3 separate regions of the Homo sapiens genome follow, and all the other regions are linked to region 1. Evidence: chromatin loops called from intact Hi-C (ENCODE). Cell type or tissue: CD4-positive, alpha-beta T cell. All regions are shown on one strand. Region 1 has its middle 93 kb from the start of ASF1A. Region 2 has its middle 33 kb from the start of FAM184A. Region 3 overlaps SLC35F1 (solute carrier family 35 member F1).

Region 1 (8,000 bases):
TATGCAAATCAATAAACGTAATCCAGCATATAAACAGAAACAACGACAAAAACCATGATTATCTCAATAGATGCAGAAAAGGCCTTTGACAAAAATCAACAACGCTTCATGCTAAAAACTCTCAATAAATTAGGTATTGATGGGACGTGTCTTAAAATAATAAGAGCTATCTATGACAAACCCACAGCCAATATCATACTGAATGGGCAAAAATTGGAAGCATTCCCTTTGAAAACTGGCACAAGACAGGGATGCCCTCTCTCACCACTCCTATTCAACATAGTGTTGGAAGTTCTGGCCAGGGCAATTAGGCAGGAGAAGGAAATAAAGGGCATTCAATTAGGAAAAGAGGAAGTCAAATTGTCCCTGTTTGCAGATGACATGATTGTATATCTAGAAAACCCCATCATCTCAGCCCAAAATCTCCTCAAGCTGATAGGCAACTTCAGCAAAGTCTCAGGATACAAAATCAATGTGCAAAAATCACAAGCATTCTTATACACCAATAACAAACAGACAGCCAAATCATGAGTGACCTCCCATTCACAACTGCTTCAAAGACAATAAAATACCTAGGAATCCAACTTACAAGGGACGTGAAGGACCTCTTCAAGGAGAACTACAAACCACTGCTCAGTGAAATAAAAGAGGATACAAACAAATGGAAGAACATTCCATGCTCATGGGTTGGAAGAATCAATATCATGAAAATGGCCATACTGCCCAAGGTAATTTATAGATTCAATGCCATCCCCATCAAGCTACCAATGACTTGCTTCACAGAATTGGAAAAAACTACTTTAAAGTTCAAATGGAACCAAAAAAGAGCCTGCATTGCCAAGTCAATCCTAAGCCAAAAGAAGAAAGGTGGAGGCATCACGCCACCTGACTATGCTACAAGGCTACAGTAACCAAAACAGCATGGCACTGGTACCACAACAGAGATATAGACCAATGGAACAGAACAGAGCCCTCAGAAATAATGCTGCATATCTACAACCATTTGATCTTCGACAAACCTGAGAAAAACAAGCAATGGGGAAAGGATTCCCTATTTAATAAATGGTGCTGGGAAAACTGGCTAGCCATATGTAGAAAGCTGAAACTGGATCCCTTCCTTACACCTTACACAAAAATTAATTCAAGATGGATTAAAGACTTAAATGTTAGACCTAAAACCATAAAAACCCTAGAAGAAAACCTAGGCAATACCATTCAGGACATAGGCATGGGCAAGGACTTCATGTCTAACACACCAAAAGCAATGGCAACAAAAGTCAAAATTGACAAATGGGATCTAATTAAACTAAAGAGCTTCTGCACAGCAAAAGAAACTACCATTAGGGTGAACAGGCAACCTACAGAATGGGAGAAAATTTTTGCAATCTACTCATCTGACAAAGGGCTAATATCCAGAATCTACAAAGAACTCAAACAAATTTACAAGAGAAAAACAAACAACCCCATCAAAAAGTGGGCGAAGGATATGAACAGACACTTCTCAAAAGAAGACATTTATGCAGCCAAAAGACACATGAAAAAATGCTCATCATCACTGGCCATCAGAGAAACACAAATCAAAACCACAATGAGATACCATCTCACACCACTTAGAATGGTGATCATTAAAAAGTCAGGAAACAACAGGTGCTGGAGAGGATGTGGAGAAATAGGAACACTTTTACACTGTTGGTGGGACTGTAAACGAGTTCAACCATTGTGGAAGTCAGTGTGGCGATTCCTCAGGGATCTAGAACTAGAAATACCATTTGACCCAGCAATCCCATTACTGGGTATATACCCAAAGCATTATAAAACATACTGCTATAAAGACACATGCACACATATGTTTATTGCAGCACTATTCACAATAGCAAAGACTTGGAACCAACCCAAATGTCCAACAGTGATAGACTGGATTGAGAAAATGTGGCACATATACACCATGGAATACTATGCAGCCATAAAAAATGATGAGTTCATGTCCTTTGTAGGGACATGGATGAAGCTGGAAACCATCATTCTCAGCAAACTATCACAAGGACAAAAAACCAAACACCGCACGTTCTCACTCATAGGTGGGAATTGAACAATGAGAACACATGGACACAGGAAGGGGAACATCACACACCAGGGCCTGTTGTGGGGTGGGGGGAAGGGGGAGGGATAGCATTAGGAGATATACCTAATGTTAAATGACGAGTTAATGGGTGCAGCACACCAACATGGCACATGTATACATATGTAACTAACCTGCATGTTGTGCACATGTACCCTAAAACTTAAAGTATAATAATAATAATAATAATAATAATAATAATAATAATAAATCCTCACTGGGATGTCATGTTCACAAGGCAGGGACCAACCGTGCCTATCTTATCATTCATCATCTCCCCAGTGCCTAGCACAGTGCCTGGCATACAGTAGGGGCTGGATAAATGCTTGTTGTTGATGCTGCAATCCGACAAAGGAGATATTGTGCTGCTTTGCTGGTGTACAGCAGCTTAGGTTTTGGCGGTCACAAAACTAGTGAGTAGCAGCAGCCAGGCACCCAATCCAGTGCTCTCTCCATCCTCACACCTGTATGGATGCTAAACTGTGCATCGCTCTGTGCAGTCTATCACTTGTGTGGGATTCTGGGATTTTTTTTAAAAAAAGCTTCTGATGAACAATATCCCTTTGAGGACCTGTGGATTTGGAATCTGAGTGCCTGCTCCCCACCTCCCAAAAGAATCACATTATTAAATGTATATTCTTTCAGATTACAGGTTTCTATAAAATGGACCTTGACCTCATGGCTCAGGGGGTTTCAAAGCCCTGTCGCAGCCTTGCTCTCTAGGTATGCATTTTCAAAGTCTTCAGAAGATAGAGCGGTTTTTCCAAAATGATCAAAGGACACGCCTCCTGAGGCGCCCTCCCCTTCTCCTGGCCCACTCCTCAGCTGGCCTCTGCGTCTGCCAGAAGTGCTCAAATGAGGCTGATTTCTGAAGAAATGTTTTCATCATAAGAATTGCAAGCAGGCAAGCCTCCGGCTTTTGCTTGTCAATGCACGCGTTTCCAGCCTTTTTAGTTCCTTTATCAGATACTTCCTGCCCCCTAGTGGTGGGAAGCAGCAAAAAGGACAGGCTGACCTAGATACTGTTTCCAGAGCTGACTATTCAGCCGTTAGAGCAATCATTGTTCGAAGCAAGCAAGAGCAGGAAATAAACAAAAACCCTTTCACGGTGGTGCTCCAGGGTCTAGTTGTTAATTTTTGAGCGAGGAAAAGTTGTTCATGAAAAAATATATAGTATTTGAGCACATTTGATGGAAAATAAAAAGGAATCTTTTGCAGGGCCACACCTCGCCATCCTCCAGGGTTGTCATTCTCAATGTGCTCTACGTGGACGGCTCTGCCCTGCGTCGCCAGGTGCTGCCACCCTGCAATGTCACTGTATTTCTTAGATGCTGAACCAAGCCCAAGGCAAGGACTCCCCTGCTCTGGAATGTGTGAGCAGCTGCTGAGGTCTGCATGTAGAGGAATAATTACCACTTTCTGTGGAACGAATACTCAACTTAGGACCAAATAATAGCAATCTAGGAAATTTAGAAATAGTAAAGATTTTTGGTTTATATGTAATGGATGTTGCTGCTGTTCCAACCTTACAAAGTAAAGCTGTCTGCTTCCCAAATTCCAAAAATTAAAATACTCCTCCACCTCATCCTACCAACCAGTGCCCTTTGGCTCACTCTCATCTCGACACAGGTGCTGTAGCTTAGTACACATCAGGAAAGGGCTGCCCTACACTTTTCTTTCCGGAAGCAAACAGTGAGTGAATGGGAGATGCACCAAGAAACCTTATGACTTCGGCTACCTGGTCATGCCCTGCCTTTGCTCTGACGGTCACATTTCTTTTGGGAGCTGTCCTAAGATGGTTGATGGAACACGGGCTTTGGAACCAAACAGTTCCAGCTCCACTGCAATCCATGTATTAGCTGTGTGACCTAGAAAATTCACTGAGCCCCTCTGATCCTGTTTTCATCCGTAAAGCAGGGCTAATGATACTTTCCTCACAGAATTGCTATGAGAACTAAATAAATATCTCTCTGTATATCTTGTATCTATTATACATACACAGTCATGTGTCACTTAGCGTTGGGGATGCATTTTGAAAAATGCATCATTAGGCAATTTCATCTTTGTGCAAACATCATAGAGTGCACTTACACAAACCTAGATGTATAGCCTACTACACACCTAGGCTTTATGGTGTAGTCTATTGCTCCTAGGCTACATACCTGTACAGCATGTTACTGCACTGAATACTGTAGGCAATTGTAACACAAATAAGTATTTGTGTCTCTAAATATACCTAAACACAGAAAAGGTACAGTAAAAATACCATAAAAAGACAAAAATGGCACACTTGTATAGGGCACTTACCATGAAAGGAGCCTGTAGGATTAAAAGTTGCTCTCAGTGAGTGAGTAGGTGACGGCTGAGTGAATGTCGACTTAGGACATTACCATACACTACCGTGACTTTATAAACACTGTGTACTTAGGCTACACTACATTTGTTTTAAAAATATTTTTCTGGGCCAGATGTAGTGGATCATGCCTGTAATCCCAATACTTTGGAGGATCATTTTAAGCCAGGAATTTGACCAGCCTGGGCAACATAGTTAGATCCCATTCCTACAAATAAATTAAAAATCAGACAGGTGTGGTGCCATGTGCCTTTAGTCTTAGCTACTTGGGAGGGAGGAGGATTGCTTTAGCCCAGGAGTTCGAGGCTACAGTGAGCTATGGTCACACCACTGCACTCCAGCCTGGCAACAGAGCAAGATCCTGTCTCAAAAAAATTATATATATATATATTCATTCAACAATAAATTTTAGCTTATTGTAAATTTTTTCCTTTCTAAACTTTAAAATTTTTTGACTCTTTTATAATAACATTAGCTTAAAACACACATTGTAGACCTGTATAAAATTACTTTTCCTTATATCTTTATTCCAAAAGCTGTTTACTTTTTAACTTTTTAAGCTGTTTTGTTAAAAACAAAGAAACAAAAACACATTAGCCCAGGCCTATACAGGGTCAGGATCATCAAGACATCACTAAGTGACAGGAAATTTTCAGCTCTGTTACAATCTTATGGGAGCACCATGGTAAATGTGCTCCATTGTTGAGAGAAACACTGTTGTACGGCACATAACTATTGTGTGTGTGTGTACACAAAGTGTCTAATATGATGCCTAGCACACAGCAGGTGCTCAGTCCCAGTCACTTCCTCCACCCTCCCACATCTTCACCATCATGGACTCCCCCAGGTCTCTCCAAGCCTGGGAGGACTGCGGTCCTTACACTCCACGAGGCCCAGCAACACCCTAGCAGTCTTCGTATTCTGCTCTTGCTCCGGAGAGGGGCAAGACTACTCAGCTCACCGGATTCTGAGATTTCTCAGGTCCAGCTAATTTTTGTATTTTTAGTAGAGACAGGGTTTTGCCATGTTGACCAGGCTGGTCTTGAACTCCTGACCTCAGGTGATCCGCCCACCTCCACCTCCCAAAGTGCTGGGATTACAGGGGTGAGCCACCACGCCCAGTCCCAAGTTCCTTTCATTGGCTTAAAAAACAAGTTAGAATTGGCTCTGGGTGCAAGGAAGGTAGGATATGGTGACAATAGGCTCCCCCAGTAGGGAGAGAACTTACTGGATTCAGTGCCTGGCAGCTCCGGCCACATCCTCTTCCAGCATCATGTGCCAAAATGCTGCCAGCTACCCCGGAAGATGCTCTATCTACTAACCTCTGCCTTCGAGCTTCCCTCAGGGTTCCCCTCCATCCCACTGAAACAGGGAGCATGGTGGGGGGGTGGGCGGCAGCGGAGGGGACACCTGCTGACCATTACTCTTCCCACTCTGTACCATGGCTTTCTGTTCCACTTTTGGTCCTGGAATTCTAAACCCATCTATACTTGGGGGCAGGGTGATTTTTGAGCATTTTAAAAAACTCTTACTTCATAATTATATAAGCTGACAAGAGTTAATACAATGAAGCACACTACATATATCCATTAAATCTGACAATGAAATCAATTAAGAAGGTATCATTAGGCCAGGTATGGTGGCTTATGCCTGTCATCCTAGCACTTTGGAAGGCCAAGGTGAGAGGATTGCTTGAGGCTAGCAGTTCAAGACTAGCCTGGACAACATACTGAGAGCCTGTCTCTACAATAAACATTTTTTAAACGAGCCAGACATGGTAGCGTGCATCTCTTGCTTCAGTCTCCCAAGTCCTACCTATTTGGGAGGCTGAGGTGGGAGGATCACTTGAGCCCAGGACTTCAAAACTGTAGTAAGCTATGATTGTGACACTGCACTCCAGCCTGGGAGACAGGACAAGACCCTGTCTCTAAAATAAAAAAAGAAAAAATATTTTTAAACATTCACACCTCACAATTGCCCTTTATAGTGAACTGCATCCTATTTTGGCCAGATATTTTCCCTAAGTCACACATGGCTCCCCCTCAAGTCTGACTCTAATGTGAAAACAGCCTCTTGTGTTCAGTCAACATTAGTGGGAAAAGCTGGGAGAAAGAAAGAGATGAGAAATGAGAAATGTAGCTGAATGGTAATTCTTCCCTCAAATATTTTAAATGTCTCATTCAACAAATATTTATCGGACACTTACTATGCCCAGACACACCACTAATCATTGGGGGTACATCAGTGAGCAAAGCAGGCAAAAGCCCCGCCCTCATGCAGCCTGAGAAGACATGCCATGCTAGGCCACATCAGCGCCCAAAGGCAAAAGGAGAAATCAGGAACACTGATCTTGTCTATTATTTAAAAATCCGATAATCTGTCATGAATTTTTGTTTTGATTTTTTAAAATATTGTGCCAAAATATTTATCTGGATTACTGAATGTTTTGTGTCCCCTTAAATTCTGTGCCTGAGGCAAGTGCCCCACTCCTCTTACCCCAGTCTTGGCCTGAGACAGACGGGAGTAGATGCTGAGGTGCACTGCCCACATTTCCAGTTGAAGATTGATGAGCCCACTTTTTCCAGCTGCTGAGAGTGTTGGCAGCTGACAGCTCACAGCTGAAGCCCCCTCCAGAGACTGCCTTCAGCTGCAGACAGTCCCAGCCCAAAGCCATGCCCCCTTCCCCAGGGCAGCCCACAGCTAATGATTGGTCAATATGGAGACAAAAGGTCCCAGAATAAAACAGAGGCCAGGTGACAATGCTTAAGTGTCAGGTGCAAGGTAGAAGCAAATGTTTCAGTAAGCCGCAAGGTCAGAGTGGCAGGTAGGGCAATGGACTCACAGAGATCTATAGAAATGGCTAGAATCCCTAGAGGCAAGACAGAAGGGAAGTCAACAAGGGTATTGCAGAATCTGTGCCAGTGGTCTCGAAATGCAGTTCCCTACCAGCAGCATCAGCACTACCTGAGAAATTGATAGAAATATCAGTTCTCAGGCCCCAGTCCAGAGCTACTGGATTAGAAACTCCAGGGGTAGGGCCAGCAATCTGTGTTTTTTTAACAAGACCCCTAATCAATACAGCCAGAAGAAAGGAGGTGGCTGAAGGCAGCTGTGCCACTAAAAAGTCACAATTCTTCCAGCCTGGCCAACATGGTGAAACACCGTCCCTACCAAAAAAAAAAAAATAATAATAAATTAGCTGGGTACGGTGGTGCGGGCCTGTAGTCTCAGCTACTCCGGAAGCTGAGGCATGAGAATCGCTTGAACCCGGGAGGTGGAGATTGCAGTGAGCCAAGATCATGCCACTGCACTCCAGCCTGGGTGACAGAGTGAGACTCTGTCTCAAAAAAAAAAAAAAAAAAAAAAGTCACAATTTTTTAACCAGCTTCTGTACCTGAACCAGTTTTTGGACTCAGAGCCCACTGACTGGAGGAAAGGCCATGGTTATGTCCCTGGTCCTTGAAAGTATAACTGAAATGGACAATAGGTGGAGTGGGCAGAACACTCACATGCTCACATTGGCTCTTT
Region 2 (8,000 bases), 310 kb after region 1:
TGAACCTGGGAGGAGGAAGTTGCAGTGAACCGAGATCTCGCCACTGCACTCCAGCCTGGGTGACAGAGTGAGACTTTGTCTCAAAAAAAAAAAAAAAAAAGAAAGAAAAGAACAGAGTTCAGAGTTCATTGGTCCTCAAGTTTCAAAGCCAGAGTTATTGTCAGTTCATTGTTGGAGATGCTGTTGCTGGGCAAGTGTTCCTTGGAGAACTGCTCTTAGTATTCTAAAGAAATTTAAGACATATTTATTAGGTGACAACATTCTTTACAAATATGAACTGAATTGGAATAAAAGGTTAATCAGGTATTGTTCTATGCGTGACTAGGGTTCTCCAGAGAGCAGAATCAGGAATTCTGGTAGTGAGGTTAGAATCTGTGTTTTAATGAGCTCTTCACATAATTCCCAAATTTGAAAGTTTGAGAAGCACTTGTTAGTGTGTGTGTGTGTGTGTGTGTGGTGTGTAGGGTTCTTGTATGGTTGCCATGACATTCATTTTCTTCCTTGTTTGTAGTAAATATGAGTCACTCATCGAGACCTTTTGATGCCTTGATATATGATGGGCAAATTCCCCTTGACACTCTCACCGAATAATTTTTGTTGAATGAGATTGGAGCACCTGTCTGGAGCAGAGTGGAACCATCACCAAGAACTCGAGTCTCTTCTCTCTTCTGAAATGCTGTTAAATAGCCTCTACCCCATCCAGGCTCTATTGAGGTCCTCTGCACTTTAGTTTGCTTCCTCCAAGTCAGCAGCTCTAGAAGGTGGCCAGCACTGGTGGCAATTTTTTTTTTCTTTGCCTCTGCCGAAATTCCATGATGGTGTACTGGGGTTGTCACTCTTAAAAACTTTTTCTTGACTTTTTAAAAGACTGTCTACCTTTTCAAATCATAATCTTCTCTTCAAATTGCAGGGAGTGCCTGCAATCCTCTTCATGGATTGAAAATGACAGTACCCTCTGGAGGTTGGGTTGGTTCCCTCTTTGGAAGGAGTCACCCAGGGATTGATGGATGGAGTTTGATGGAGAGTGAAGAGAGCTGCTGGCTCAGGAGCTGACACTCAGTACAAGCTTGGGTACCTGGGATGCTCCTGGGTTTCCCAACCATTAAAGCTTTGAGTGGAGTTGGGAATGCCTGAGCCAATAATCTCCACGCTCCAGGAAACAGAAGTGACTTCTACTCAACTTCCAAATGTTTTCTTCCTAGCTTTTGAGGGCATCTATGAGTTGACTCAATACTACAAACCTAAATCTACTCCCCACTATTTTCCAAAACAAGTCTTCCTTTCATGCCACAAACAAGCCAAACATCTGCATCCTTTCTTGTCTTTTTTCCTTTCTACTTAGAAAGTTATTTCTTCAATATTCTCTCTTTGTAAATTATCCCTATTCCTATCTCCTCCATGAAACCCTTTCCCAACTATTCTTGGTCTTATTGTTTTCTCAATTTCTGTAGCACTTGTCCTTGAACCATATAATTTAGCCATTAATTACACACTGTGCCACACTATTTGCTCTTATGCTAATGTGTCTTTAGTTTTTTATTCTCCAACTAAATTATAAGTGTCATGAGACATTTCCCATCTCTTACTTTACAAATGTAGAAACCTGTTTAAAGTACACAGAAGAAATTAGAGTCACAGATTTAGACCTGATTTTAGCACTTAAACCTCAGCCTCTCTCACAGTCACTCTCCTGTTTGGTTCCATCCCTTTGGGTGCTCTGATTCTAGAATATTTTCTCCAAGTCTTTCATTTCACTTTTTCTGTGAATCCTTCTCTCTCTCTCTGTCTGTCTCTCTGTCTCTCTCTCAGATGTTGGTAAATGTTCATGTCACTGGATGAATACTTTAGCTATGTATACAGAGCACCAAATGTTCTCACTAAAAAGATATGGATGAGGACAGGATTATCTTGACCTTGTGGCATTTCACAAATGAGTTATTATAACATTGTGGCAAAATCTGACGAATTGAAGCTGTTAATGAACAGAGACTCCCACATTCATGAGGACTTTCATCTTAGAAACTCAGCTCTGCTTTTATTATTTAAAATAGCTCTGCTATTTATTATTTATTATCCTCTTCTCCTACTTCTACTCCTAAATGCCATTCCTTTATTTATGGAAAAGCCTACTAACTCATTACTTTAAATGTTGCGTAATATCTGCCTTAGTATTTTTAGACCTATGTCTGATAAAAATGTAGTTCTGCCCTGCATTTTAGGCACCTTTTCTCAATTAAAAAAGAAGCTAGTATATTTATTGTCTTTATCTTTAAACACACATTTAACTCATCGATGCATCCCAGGGACTATCTATCCATCTCACCTGGGGGTTGGGCGCTGCTTCACCTAACATAAGTCTAAGTATCGTGCTTTAACTCAATAAGGAAATATTTTTCTCGCATAACAGGAAGTGAGAAGTCCTGCTTGAAAGTAAGCAGTCCACCTACAGATGGGTAGCCCAGGGATCCTGGGGCACCTCACCTGGGCCATCATCACCCCAGGCTCCTTTTTCTACTCTGCAGTGCTTAACATGTGCGTTTATTTTCCTGGTGGTCTCATCGTTACAGTATGGCTGTCCCACCTTTAGTTTCCCACCCAGGTTTTTGGTAGGAAGCAACCAAAACAACAATCGAAACACAACAAACACAAGGAAGAACGGGAGGAGCCTGTATCAGGAAAGCAAAACTTTTGATTTCCAGCAGACTTGAGCTTCTATCTCCAGGAAAGAACTGTGGCATACCCTCATCTCGGCTGCAAGAGAGGTGAGGCAATGGAGATTTTTTTTTTAGTTGGGTACACGGTGGCCTAATCAAAATTGGGGTTTTTATTTGTAGGCAAAAAAGTGAAAAGGATATTGGATAGACAACTAGCAGGGTCTATCCCATGGACAAGCCAGAGGCCGTTCCTCATGAATGATGAAGACCTATTTTCAGAGCTTGAAGATGTGGCAAGATTATGAATGTGTGGTTGGCTGAGACATTTCAGGCAAGACTGTGAAAGCTGTGAGCAGAATTTCAAGCACTCAGATACTGATCCACCATTCTTTTATATTTCACAATTAAAGTACTCCTTGTTAGTTAAACCCACACAAATGCTTCCAGCATTTCTTATGTTGAACATAGGCGACCTGGGGAAAAATGTGAATTCCATTCTAAAGAGGCAAAATTTAACGCAGTAAAAAACAGCTATGGTTTTGCCAGACATTGGGTCTAGTTCATGAATATTTGCTGCCACCTGCAGTTTAAACTTGATATTCACTCTGGTCACCACCTGTAACTGAAGTGTGGCCCAGCAAATGAAAAGGAAGGTTGCGATGAGTATCCTCGTCATTGCTGCAGCCTTATGCTTACTTAAAATTGAAGTTTCTATTTGTACATCCCCATTCATAGCAACATTATTTATAAAAGTCAAAGCATGGAAGCAACCCAAGTGTCCCTTGATGGTGAATGGATAAACAAAATATGTTATATACAAACAATATAATATTATTCAGCCTCAAAAAGGAAGTTTTGACACGTTATCACATAGATGAGCCTTGAAGACTTAACTGCAATAAGCCAATTACAAAAAGATAACTAATATATTATTTCACTTATATGAGATTCTCAGAGCACTTAAATTCCCAGAAACAGCAAGTAGAATGGTGATTGACAGGGGCTAGGGAGGAAGAGGGAACGGAGAGTCAGAGTTTAATGGATACAGAGTTTCAGTTGGGGAAGATGAAAAACGGCTGGACGTGGATGGTGGTGATGGTTGCACAAAAATGTGAATGTTCTCAGTGCCCAGAACTGTACATTCAAAAATGGCTAAAATGGCAAAAGATAATTTTTTAAAATGTTGAATTTCCAGGGAAGTGAGGAAGCTGATTCCGTAGACCACAGAAACCCGGCGTATTCCAGTTTATGTTACCATGTAATAATAAGTTGACACTAAGTCTGTTGGGTTTCCCCATTCCTGAAAGAGGTGTCTTGTCTGTTGATGAACAGATTGTCATGTTCTAGTCACAATGCAAATTATTTTGGCGGTGTCGAGAATGCAGCAGTTTAATGTACTACGAAAAATGCATGTAGTAGATTCAGCTGCAGGGAAGGAGGCAAGTTAGGGTAATTTGGGCAACTCATGTTTCTCTATAAAATCCATTTCCTGGCATATAGACTGAATATTTTCATTAAAGAAACAGTTTTCATTAAAGAAACAGAAAAGAGACTGTTTAGTGGCCCTAGAGAAATTGAAAAATTGTTTTCATGGTCTTCTGGTAGTTTTAAAACATAGCAAAGTAACAAGGCCATGTACTGCATATTATTCTATTAAAAACTATGTAATCCCTGATTGTACTTATTCTGGAAAGAAAGCAGGTGGGGACCTCCTATGTCCATGAAATGTGTTATTATTATACATAGAGTGTGGGAATGATCATATTTCTTTTTTCTTTTCTTTCTTTCTTTTTTTTTTTCAGGTGTAGTTTCACTCTTGTTGCCCAGGCTGGAGTGCAATGGCGCAATCTCGGCTCATCACAACCTCCGCCTCCCGGGTTCAAGCAATTCTCCTGCCTCAGCCTCCTCAGTAGCTGGGATTACAGGCACGTTACATGCCCGGCTAATTTTGTATTTTTAGTAGAGACGGGGTTTCTCCATGTTGGTCAAGCTGGTCTCGAACTCCCAACCTCAGGTGATCCGCCTGCCTGGGCCTCCCAAAGTGCTGGGATTACAGGCGAGAGCCACCACGCCTAGCCTTGAATGATCATACTTCAAATTGAACGTGCCATGACTTCCATCCGGGTTAGGTTTAAACCGTTTAGAAAACTCTTGAGATAACATTTTTAGTTTTCTGGCCATTGAAAGTTGAATGGGTTTTAGAGTAGAGCAGTCTCCTTTATCCTTTTCACTTTCAGCTTAATTGATTTCCACCCCCACACTTGCAATTCAGATCGTCAGTGGCTATTACCTGTTATACCCTGAAGAGTGGCCACAGGACAGACATCACTCTACAGAGAAATTGAATTTTATTCTTTTGGAAAATGGACTGCAATCCTGTCTCATAGCTTGAGATAGTCACACTATTTTTTAAAGGAAATGTGTGGAAAAGATAAAAATGAAATTGAGAAAGATAGTTAAAATATGAGGAAAGTTGAAAAAGGATAGATGTGGAATCCAAGGCATCTTTGGAAAACTTCTTTGTGTGGGATAAAGGATGCCTTCTGCGAAGAAAATCAGCAAAATGACCAACTGCCATAAAAGGGCACTTACAGTACATTTTTCCTTGCCTAAATGCTAAGTGGAGCTGCAGAAGGGAGGGGAAGGTTTTACTTCCTGTCTCTCTGGCAGAGGGGAGTGTAGTTGGCTGCCAGTCCCCTTGCTGTTCTCTGGGTCCACACCGCCCCAGTATGGCTGCAGCCACTGACTGAGCATGACAGGGTACTACTGCCAGCCCATTTCTGTGGCATGGCCATTGTGCTCATGGGGCAAGTTTCCTGATCACCATTATCAGATTATTTGACTCAACCCTTTAAAAAAAAATGCTCTCATTATGTTCCTGAAACATTACAACTGTGGCCAGGAAACTCTCTCGCTTGCTCAACCTGCCTCCTAATTTCCCCAGATCTCCCTGGCTCTCAAGGTCCTTCCCCTTCACTGTTTAAATGAGGCCTGGCTGTGTCCTGAGTTACGGGTTGTCATGCAGCTTTCTTAAGTCCCCATTATGACTTGGTGCCTGGATGTGGAGACTTGCTTCCCAGTGATGCTTCTGAAACCAGTTTTCTTCCTTTTTTTTCAACCTCACCACCCCTAATCATGCTTCTTTGAAGCTCATACCATACAACTATAGTTCTCAGTCCCCCCTTATCTGTGGTTTTGCTTTCCAAGGTTTCAGTTACCTGAAGTCAACTGTGGTCTGAAAATAGGTGAGTACAGTACAATAAGATATTGAGAGAGAGAGAGAGAAAGAGAGAGAGAGAGAGACCACATTCACATAACATGTATTATATGCCTGTAATCTCAGCACTTTGGGAGGCCGAGGTGAGTGGATCACTTGAGTTCAGGAGTTCGAGCCAGCCTGGCCAACATGGTGAGACCCCCTGTCTCTACTAAAAATACAAAAATTAGCTGAGCATGGTGGCTCATGACTGTAATCCCAGATACTTGGAAGGCTGAGGCATGAGAACTGCTTGAACCCGGGAGGCAGAGGTTGCGGTGAGCCGAGATCATGCCACTGCACTTCAGCCTGAGTGACAGAGAAACTATGTCTCAAAATAAATAAATAAATAAATCACATTTATTACAGTATATTGTTATAATTTTTCTATTTTATTGTTATTGTTGTTCATCTCTTACGGTGCCTAGTTTATAAATTAAACTTTATCATAGGTATGTATGTATAGGAAAAAGCATAGCATATATAAGGTTCAGCATGATCTGTGGTCTCAGGCAACCACTGGGGGTTTTGGAACTTATCTGCCATGAATAAGGGGTGCCTACACTATCCCATATTGCTATTATCTCTCATTCACAGAACACCTTCCAGGGCAGTGTTTCTCTCCACCTAAAGTTGTCAGATTTGGCAAATAAAAATACAGAATGCCCAGTTAAATTTGATTTTCAGACAAACAGCAAATAGTGTTTTATTTGGCAACCCTCTATTGTCCCTGATTCCTCCCATGAATTTCAGTGCTTCAGTATCCACAGGGATGACCCCACTAACACAGCCTCTGTCACTAGCCTCCTAACCTTCCATGGCTGTATAAAGGAATGGACTTTCCTGCCCTCTGATGTCACCACTTCATAGATTCTTCTCTCTTGTCAATGCTCCTCCAGATATTGCCCCATTTATCTGTTATTTATTTTTTATTTTATCTCATTTATTTATTTTGAGACAGGATCTCACTTTGTCGCCCAGGCTGCAGTGCAGTGGCATGATAACTACTCACTGCAACCGCCACCTCCTGGGCTTAAGTGATCCTCCTGCCTCAGCCTCTAGAGTAGCTGGGACTGCAGGTATATGCCACCATGCCTGGCTAATTGTTGTATTTTATGTAGATATGGGGTTTCACCATGTTGGCCAGGCTGGTCTTGAATGCCTGGGATCAAGCATTGGCCTCCCAAAATGCTAGGATGGCCTTGGCCTCCCAAAATGCTAGGATGACATGAGTGAGCTACTGTGCCTAGCGTTTATTTTGTATATTGAGACAAGGTCTCACTCTGTCTCCCAGGCTGGAGTGCAGTGGCACAATCATAGCTCACTGCAGCCTCAACCTCTTGGACTCAAGCAATCCTCCCACTGCAGCCTTCCGAGTAGCTGGGAGCATTTTTTCAGGTGCTTATTGATCATTTGTATATATTCTTTGGAGAAATATCTATTCAAATCCTTTGCCAATTTTTCAATTTTTAGATAAATATTCACTTAATGTTCCAAATGATTTATAAATTTGTCTTCTTCCAAAATATTTCTGATGGTCTTCATTTTTCCATCAACCATATTTAAACTGGTCACAAAGAAACTGTTTATTCCACAGCTCAAATAAAATTGAATTTTCATATTCCAACAATATTTAAATATAGTTCATTCAATAACCATTTATTAATTATTTTATTTTAGGCACAGAGGAAAGGGAAATAAATAAGATACGGCTCATATGCCTAATAATTCTGTTCTGATCACCCTGCAGAAGTAGGATAGACCCCCATCCGGAACTTGATTCAGATGTCAAGACTGATGATGTGACTGGGCGAGGTGGCTCATGCCCGTAAACCTGGCACTTTGGGAGGCCAAGGCAGGAGGATAGCTTGAGACCAGGAGCTCGAGACCACCATGGGCAAAATAGTGAGATCCTGTCTCTAATTAAAAAATAAAAAATAATTTTAAAAGACTGATGATGCCACACATACATCAAGAAGTTATGAAAGGTTTGTTACTTACATAATGAGGCTTTCTGAGTACAGCAGGTCAAGTTTCCCAAGCTGGTTCAAATGGCTTAAGAGAGCAGGGTATATGGCAGGGTGTGGTGG
Region 3 (8,000 bases), 830 kb before region 1:
AGGGTCAAAATGCCACCAGTCTCTTTGCATTGCAAGAGTGAGCTTTACTCTAGTTCCCAACAAACTCCACATCTCCTTATGAGACCACCTCAGCCTGGACTTGATTGTCCATATCACTATCAGCATTTTGGTCAAAGCCATTCAACAAGTCTCTAGGAAGTTCCAAATTTTCCCACATTTTCTTTTGTTTTTCTGAGCCCTCCAAGTGGTTACAACCTCTGCCTGTTACCCATTTCCAAAGTTACTTCTGCATTTTTGGGTATGTTTACAGCAGTGCCCCCACTCTGCAGTACCAATTTACCATATTAGTCTGTTCTCATGCTGCTAATAAAGACATACCTAAGACTGGGTTATTTATAAAGAAAAAGAGATTTAATGGACTCACAGTTCCACATAGCTAGGGAGGCCTCACAATCATGGCAGAAGGCGAAGGAGGAGCAAAGACACATCTTACATGGTGGCAGGCAAGAGCGTGTACAGGGGAACTGCCCTTTATAAAACCATCAGATCTCATAAGACTTATTCACTATCACAAGAACAGCATGGGAAAAACCTGCCCCCATGAGTCAGTTACCTCCCACTGGGTCCCTCCCATGACATGTGAGGATTATGGAAACTACAATTCAAGATGAAGTTTGGGTGGGGACACAGCCAAATCATATCAGCCACCCATACCTAGATCCCCATTATAAAATTAGGGATACTTCTGTTTTTCTTCATAGGCAAGTACCTAGATGCTACAATTTAATAAGTTTACAAGCATTATGATAAATGTTAAAATTGTGGAATTTTAAAAAATACAGTTGGATGAAAGAGTTTGGCTGGTGTTTTATCTGTTACAGTATCTGTTAGGACTACTATAACAAAATCCCACAGACTAGGAGGCTTAAACAATAGAAATTTATTTTTTTCACAATATCTCACAGGAGGCTGGAAGTCCAAGATCAAGGTGTCAGTGGCAGGTTTGGTATCTTCCAAAGCCTCTCTCCTTGGCTTGCAGATGGCCACCTTCTTGCTGTGCTTTCACATGGCTTTTTCTCTGTACCTATGTGTCCCTAGTCTCTCTCTTCTTATAAAGACAGCAGTCCTGTTGGATGACGGTCCACCCACATGACCTCATTTTACCTTCTTTAAAGTCCTTATCTCCTAGTACAGTCTCATCCTGAAGTGAACTGGGGGTTAGGACTTCAACATATGGATTTGGGGTTGTAAGGGGACAAAGGACATAATGACTGATTTATGTATTTATTTACTCATCTATTTACCTAAAAATAAGTGTTACTGAAGGTTCGTAGACATTTTTCCTGAGAGCTGGTTTGATGATGATATGCTTTCTGGGTCTCTCCACATTGCAAGGTCAAAACTTGTTTTTAAATTTATTATTATTTTGTTTATTTATTTATTTAATTTTTAATATATATTTTTTTGAGACAAGGTCTTGCTCTGTTGCCCAGGCTGGAATGCAGTCATGCTCATTGCAGCCTAGAACTCCTAGGCTGAAGAGACCCTCCTGCCTCAGCCTTCCCAGTACCTGGGAATATAATCTTGTACCACCATGCCCAGCTGGTCAAAACTTGTTTTATAGAAACTATACTTTAGGATTATGGGTAATATTAGGGCCATTTCTTCACAACTTTTATAACTGTGAATAAGTGAAGGATGACCAGAAGTACCTATCAATTAATTTTTTAGTCCAATAGTCAGAATCCAGGAATTAACAGTAAACTCAAAGTTATGGTTTCTTCCAGCTCTGCCAAGGTAAACTACATCCAGTGAATCTTGACATTGCTTTGGGTTTAGCTCTGTTACATGCAGCTGGTATGCATATCCAGGCCCAGTACCCTGCTGGATGGTGCCAGTTTTACTGGGGAGGTTATATGCAGAGATTCTGCTGGTTTGAATCCTGGCTCTGCCACTTGTCAGCTCTTTGGACAAATTGTTTAATCTCTCTATGCCCCAGTTTCCTCATCCATGAAATAGGAATAATAATAATACATAGGGTTCTTGTTAGAAATAAATTAGTTATGCCATTAAGCACTTAGTACAAGGTCTAGCACTTAGCATATACTTAATCAGTGTTAGGTCTTACTATTTAGGAGCAGGGCATATATGGTTTTAGTCTGAAAAGATACCATTTTATTTCCCCAGACTAGCAATGTTCCAAACATAGCTGTATTTTCACATGATAGATACTCAGTAAATTTTTATTGAATGGATGAATGAATGATATTTGAAAATTTCTTATTCTGCACTGAAGTGAAATTTAATTTGGATTTTGAGTAGCATAAAGTCAAAAATGCCTTTGAACTCTGGAGCACAGCAGGAGGTTGCTTTGATTCTGAAAATCTGGAAAGATTTTTTGGAGTGTCTGAGCTCAACATTAATATAACTTTTTAATGCTGAATCAAAATAAGAGATCTGTGACAGCTATTCTTAAGAATTTTGGTCTAGGACTCATTTACACTCTTTAAAATTATTAAAGACCCAAAGAGCTTTGGTTTCTGTGGGATTATCTCAATTTATATTCATTACATTATAAATTAAAATAGAGGAATTTAAAAATATTTATGACATGTCCAAAGAACAAAAGTAAGCCCATGTGGGTTAATCTAAATAATGCTTTTTAAATTGTGTTTTCCAAAATAAAACAGAAAGTGAGAAGAGTAGCATTGTTTTACATTTTTGCAAATCTCTTTAATGTCTGACTTAATAGAAGACAAGTGGACTCACATATCTGCTTCTGCATCAATCTGTTGCAAAACTTGCATTGTATACTTGTAGGAGAATGAGAGTGATAAAGGCAAATAATGTGTTAGTATGATTATGAAAGTAGTTTTGAAGGTTTGGACTTCTTGAAAGGATCTTAGGGATTTCCCACACCACACTTGGAGAGCCACTGATGTAAGTCAAGTCCATTAGGAATCCATAGCCTCTGAGTTTTGCAATCTCCATTTATCAGCACTAATGAGCTGAACAGATGGAAATGTTTACTTCCTTCCATTGATGTTTAGAAACAAGTTGACTAAAATGATTTTCCAATGTCATTCACTCACCCTTCAGTGCTAATGCCCATCCTCAAATAAATGAGAACATTAAATAGCTAGAAAAAAAGTTTGTTGAAGTTATTTGACAAAAATAAAGAAATTTTGATTAGAGTTAACTGCATTATAAATGCTTAAAGACAATGTGTGGCCTTTCTCAAATTTAGAGTCCGCTAACTGGGAATGCCAATTAAGCTTTGACCTGGGATTGGCTGGCAGCATCCCAGGAAAAGTCTGGCAGTGTTGTTGAAGAATACTATAGGACCTAATGCCTTGAAAATTTTTTTTCATTTTAGTATGATCTCCCTCCCACTTTGATGTTTTAGAATTAATTGTGTATCTTAACCTGTCAATCAGATGTGAAATTACTATAGTAAGGTGTAATTTTAAAAACTCCCAGATTAGAGTGATAGGAGATGTGATTCTCTTATTTATTTATTTATTTTTGTAGACGGGAATCTACTAACCTATGTAAAAGGGAACTTATTCTGTTCTACAAGTGCTCTGTGCTATGCTGAAGTTGTAGTCTGTATTCTAAATAATCTCCAATTTTATTTTGTTCCTGCGCTAACAAGTTGTTTTCATCATTTTTATTTTTCAAGAAATGATTTATGACTCTTTAAGAATTTAGAAAAGTTACTATCTTCTATCATTTCTGAAAGACTTGATCCCTCTTCTGGAAATTCTGCTTTTTACATGTGAGCACAGTACATCGTACTCGCCAAAAGGTAGATTATCACGTCCTCCACTGTGATAACTTCCCACGCAGTGGCAGTAGTACAGAACATTCACGTTGCCTCTCATGAATTTTAAGACAAGCTGTAAATCTATTGAATGTCAGGCACTTTCCCATACAAATGCATTGTATGTTGAAAATCTAAATAATCAGGAATTCTGAGATGATTTTACTTTAAGGAGTGTGATCTTCTTTGTCTAGTGAGCACAATTCTTTGTCTTCCCTCATGGTGAAATAACTGAAGTCCCTTTCAGCTTCAAATGTATTTTAAGGTTTTCATCTCATGCTCACAAGAGGGCGCTAATTCCTATTCATGCCTATAGTGGCAACAAGACATTTACTCAAATCTCTCACCTCCAAGGTAAACCGGAGAAACCCTGGCTGAAAGAAAACTGCTAATTGGCTTTCTTCCTTTTTAGAAGAGTAATTTCAAATTTTACAAATTTTAGGTTGTAAGAAAACAAATAACATAGTTGGATTATGTGGCAAACTCAGTTTTAAGGGAGGAAAATTTGATTTGGGGAGCAAAGATTTTGTTCTTTGTTCAGTTTAATTCCTGTTTATTTTTTACTGTATTATTTAGATGATAAATAAAGAGTTGCAGTACACAAGGTAATCATTAAATATGTAAATATAAATGTTTAAATAAATACCAAGGTATTTATTTATTGCCTTGTACAGGTCTAAGCCTATGCATATTCTTAGATTAATCTATGTTGCTATTTTCCTTGCTATAATAAAAAAAAAGTTCTTTAGCTAAATCTAGTTCTGCTCATTTTCTCCCCTGATTTCAAAAGTAGTACACATTTATTGCAGAATCCTCAGAAAACACAGGCAAAGTATTTAAAGGAAAACAATAATTGCTCCATAATCCTATAAATCATTTAATCACAGTTAACGTTGGGGCATATTTTCTTCCACTGTTTTCATGTATAATTGTAATCATGCTGTATATAGACAGATAAATATAGTTTTGTGTGCTACTTTGAAAATCTTAATATTATATCAATCAAGGATCATTTAAATTAAATTGTTTTAACTGCAATTTTAATGACTGTCCAGTATTCAATTTTAACTATTCTTTTATTAATGAACATTTATACATTTATATGCTTTTCCATTTTCTACACTATTATAAATAAGTGTGATGAATATCTTTGTAAGTCTTTGATGATACATGTGATGATTTCCTTAGGACAGATTCCTAGAAGTGGAATTCCTGGATGAAAGAACATGATTTTTCTTTTTCTTTTTCTTTCTTTCTTTTTTTTTTTTTGAGACGGAGTCTCTCTCCCTCACCCAGGCTGGAGTGCAATGGTGCGATCTCGGCCCACTGCAACCTCTGCCTCCCGGGTTCAAGCGATTCTCCTGCCTCAGCCTCCCAAGGCTTTTGACATATACTGCTGAACTACTTTCTAGAAAGGTTTTTTAAAACCAATTTATACACTAGGAAGGTGTTTGATGCTCACTACCTTAATTAGTGCTAAATATTTTAATTTAAAAAATAGCTAATTTGATACATGAAAATGTTAGCTAAGTATTGATATAATAAGGATTTTTTTGATTCCTAGGGAAGTTAGCTATTTTCTGTGTTCATTGTCCATTTTTTTTCCTTTTTTATAAATTATCTTCTCATGACTTTTTTCCATTTTCCTATGTGGTGTAAAAGATTTTATCTTCTAAAATGAGCTCTTAATAGTGTAAGACTAATATATCTCCATCTGCTATATCTGGGGTATTTCTAGGTTTGTAGTTTGCCATTTACTTGTCTATGGTTTTAAAAATATATGCATTTGAGCAATTTTAAGTTTTTATGTATTTAAATCTATTAAATACTTTTGTGGTTTTGGTCATTGATTTTTCTTTTAATGCATAGGATATTGAGGTAATTCTTTATCAAAATTTTTTAATGATAGGGAAAGATTTTCAGAGGCAGAGGCTTAAATTTTAGCTTCATTTAGTAATGGATTTCCAGAAGAAACAAGCAGTTGGAATAATAAATATTAAGATGAAAAATTATTTTTATGTTAATTTGGGAGTAGATTTAGTTTTTACTTGAATTTTAGGAAGATTGTGCTTCATATTGTACCAAAGTCTTTTCTGATAAACTAATACAAGTATTTATTACAGTCATTTTTTTCAGAGTAAATTATTTTATTTCTTCAGATGTGTTTATCTGAACTGAATTTGATTTCCTCTGCTATTGGACCTATCTTCTCCCTCCAAAGCAGTAAAGTGGTGCCTGATTTTTTCATGCTTTAGAAATGTCCAATAACAGAAATAAGGGCCTATTTTCTCTTTGGTTCCACTTTGAAAGAATATTCCTATGGAAAATAACTCTTCCCCCTCCCCTGGCCCCCACCCTCTCCAGTTTGCAAAGAAAATAAATCTTACCAGATTACCAGTTGTATGGAGTCTGTCACAGAGTCCAGGTCCCCTTTACCACATTTACTTAGTGTTTTTCTTCAGGCTGGATTAGTCGTTCCCTTTTTTGTGGACACCAACACCGTGTCCCTCCCCTTCCTTACATCTTCATCATAATGAGCAACAAGCCATGTGGTCTTAAGTGCTGTTTATCTTCAATACACAGTTACTCACTACAAAAACTTTACTTTTCCCTTCACGTTATTTTCTTCACTGGCCCTTTCCTTTGACTCCTAGCTTGCTTCAGACCTAAGTCAGCTTTCCTCTGGCAGAAACCCTGGTTCCCATTCTGTCTCACTTACACTGTCATTCCCTAGTCTCTCTCTTTGTCTCATTTAAGGCTACCTTGAGCCCCATTTCCTCATCTAGAGTTGTCAGATTTAGCAAATAAAAATACAGGACACCCACTGAATTTGAATTTCAGATACACAAAGAATAATATTTCTGTATAAGCCTGTCCCATTACTTACACTCCAAAATTATTCTTCATGTGTCTGAAATTCCAGTTTAATAAGACATCCCATGTTTTATGTGACAACCCTGCCCTCATCCTGTGGCTCATTTCATGGCTCTTGTTACTTTCCTTTGGGGGCATGTGGAGCTTGCTCTGGTAGCCACAACTCTTGCCTGAACTCTCAATCTGGTCCCTGTCAGGCTTGACCTGTTCCCCGCATGCCTAGTGTTATTAATTCTTTTACACAATGTGAATCCATTTTTCAGCTTAGCCTGTACTACTGTCTGACTCATTTATATGTTAGTAGATGCCTTTGTGGTCAGTTTAGATGGAAAGCTAGCGAAGAGCAGCTCCCCACCACATCCCCCAAACTTACACCTTGCTTGGACATCACCTCCTGTGTCAAAAAAGCTTCAGTTAATTATAATTCCCAAAGTTGGTGGTGGAACAGGGCTCAGGTTGGAGAGCTTTTCTTTGTACAGTCCATAATATCACAACCCTCCGTTACCCCATTGGAAGATTTTCTTATGAGTCAGAGGCTAGTTTCTGGTCCCTTGAATACTGTTAAGATTTAACTGTGGTGTAAAGCAAATATCAGCAGGTATAGCTTAAGGATTGGTTTTGCCTCACGATGTTTTTCCTTTTTCCAACAGAAGTAGACTTCAGATACATTCATTTTACCTAACCTGCATCTAGAAAATATTAATAGTGCTTTTTATTTCACTAACACAGCTTGCTCTCTAGTAATCAGCATACTGGTATGTTCCCAATCCTGCTGTGTTCTGCCTTTACATCAAAAAGAGAAAATCTTGCTTAAAACACTCTTCTTAAAGCACAGAGAGTTAAAATTTTATAATTATGTCTTTCTTTTCTTCTCTGTGGCTCTTAGTCCAAAGTCATGTAAGAGGGTCTGTTGTAGGAGAAAAGAGAAAATCCAGTTCTGCTTCCATAGGATGTGCTGCGCGATCATCAATGTCATTGTTCCTTAACTTGTATCCATGGGATCCAGCTGATGATGTTTTCAATATTGGAGCCTTTTGTTTCCCAGCATGATGGGATGATGGAGCACTTTGTACATCTCATCAGGAGTATCTGATTCATGTTTCTCCTAACTGTGCCAGCAAGAATTACTTATCAGAATTTTTTTCCCTTTACTGTAGTAAAAAGTTGCTGTTAGCACAGTTGTGAAATTTCTTCTACCCGTGTTGAGTTTGAGGCCTCTGATTCTTTTTACTCATCGAATGGGTTTCTGTTTTATATGTTTATGGTAACCATGGAACCTTGTCTAGAGCCTCATGTGTAAGATTGCAGACTCTGTTTGTGAGGTGTTCTCAACATCGTTGAT

What was found. A loop is a pair of places that touch in the nucleus more often than their neighbours do. Peaks named below come from ENCODE experiments on the same cell type or tissue, not always from the same donor. Only the 100,000 strongest peaks of a DNase experiment are listed, where the experiment ranks them.
Region 2: a loop joins it to region 1, with 4 times the contacts of the local background. A loop is called at or near these places in 12 of 110 quality-filtered maps.
Region 3: it touches region 1 in a loop (4-fold over the local background); 5 of 110 quality-filtered maps call a loop at or near these places.

The regions. Positions count from the first base shown.
Region 1 is chr6:118,797,595-118,805,594 of GRCh38, forward strand. No RefSeq gene overlaps it. Among named protein-coding and RNA genes, the nearest start is that of ASF1A, 93 kb to the right of the region's middle. In CD4-positive, alpha-beta T cell, a CTCF peak has its summit at 3,101 (motif pointing left); a DNase peak (open chromatin) is centred at 3,097; H3K4me3 peaks cover 249 bases; H3K27ac peaks cover 462 bases.
Region 2 is chr6:119,107,696-119,115,695 of GRCh38, forward strand. It overlaps a transcript of FAM184A not described here. Among named protein-coding and RNA genes, the nearest start is that of FAM184A, 33 kb to the left of the region's middle. In CD4-positive, alpha-beta T cell, CTCF peaks have their summits at 3,204 (motif pointing left) and 3,403; DNase peaks (open chromatin) are centred at 3,246 and 5,536.
Region 3 is chr6:117,972,162-117,980,161 of GRCh38, forward strand. The region is part of intron 1 of SLC35F1 (solute carrier family 35 member F1); the gene reads left to right. Among named protein-coding and RNA genes, the nearest start is that of SLC35F1, 69 kb to the left of the region's middle. In CD4-positive, alpha-beta T cell, a CTCF peak has its summit at 4,057 (motif pointing right); a DNase peak (open chromatin) is centred at 4,070.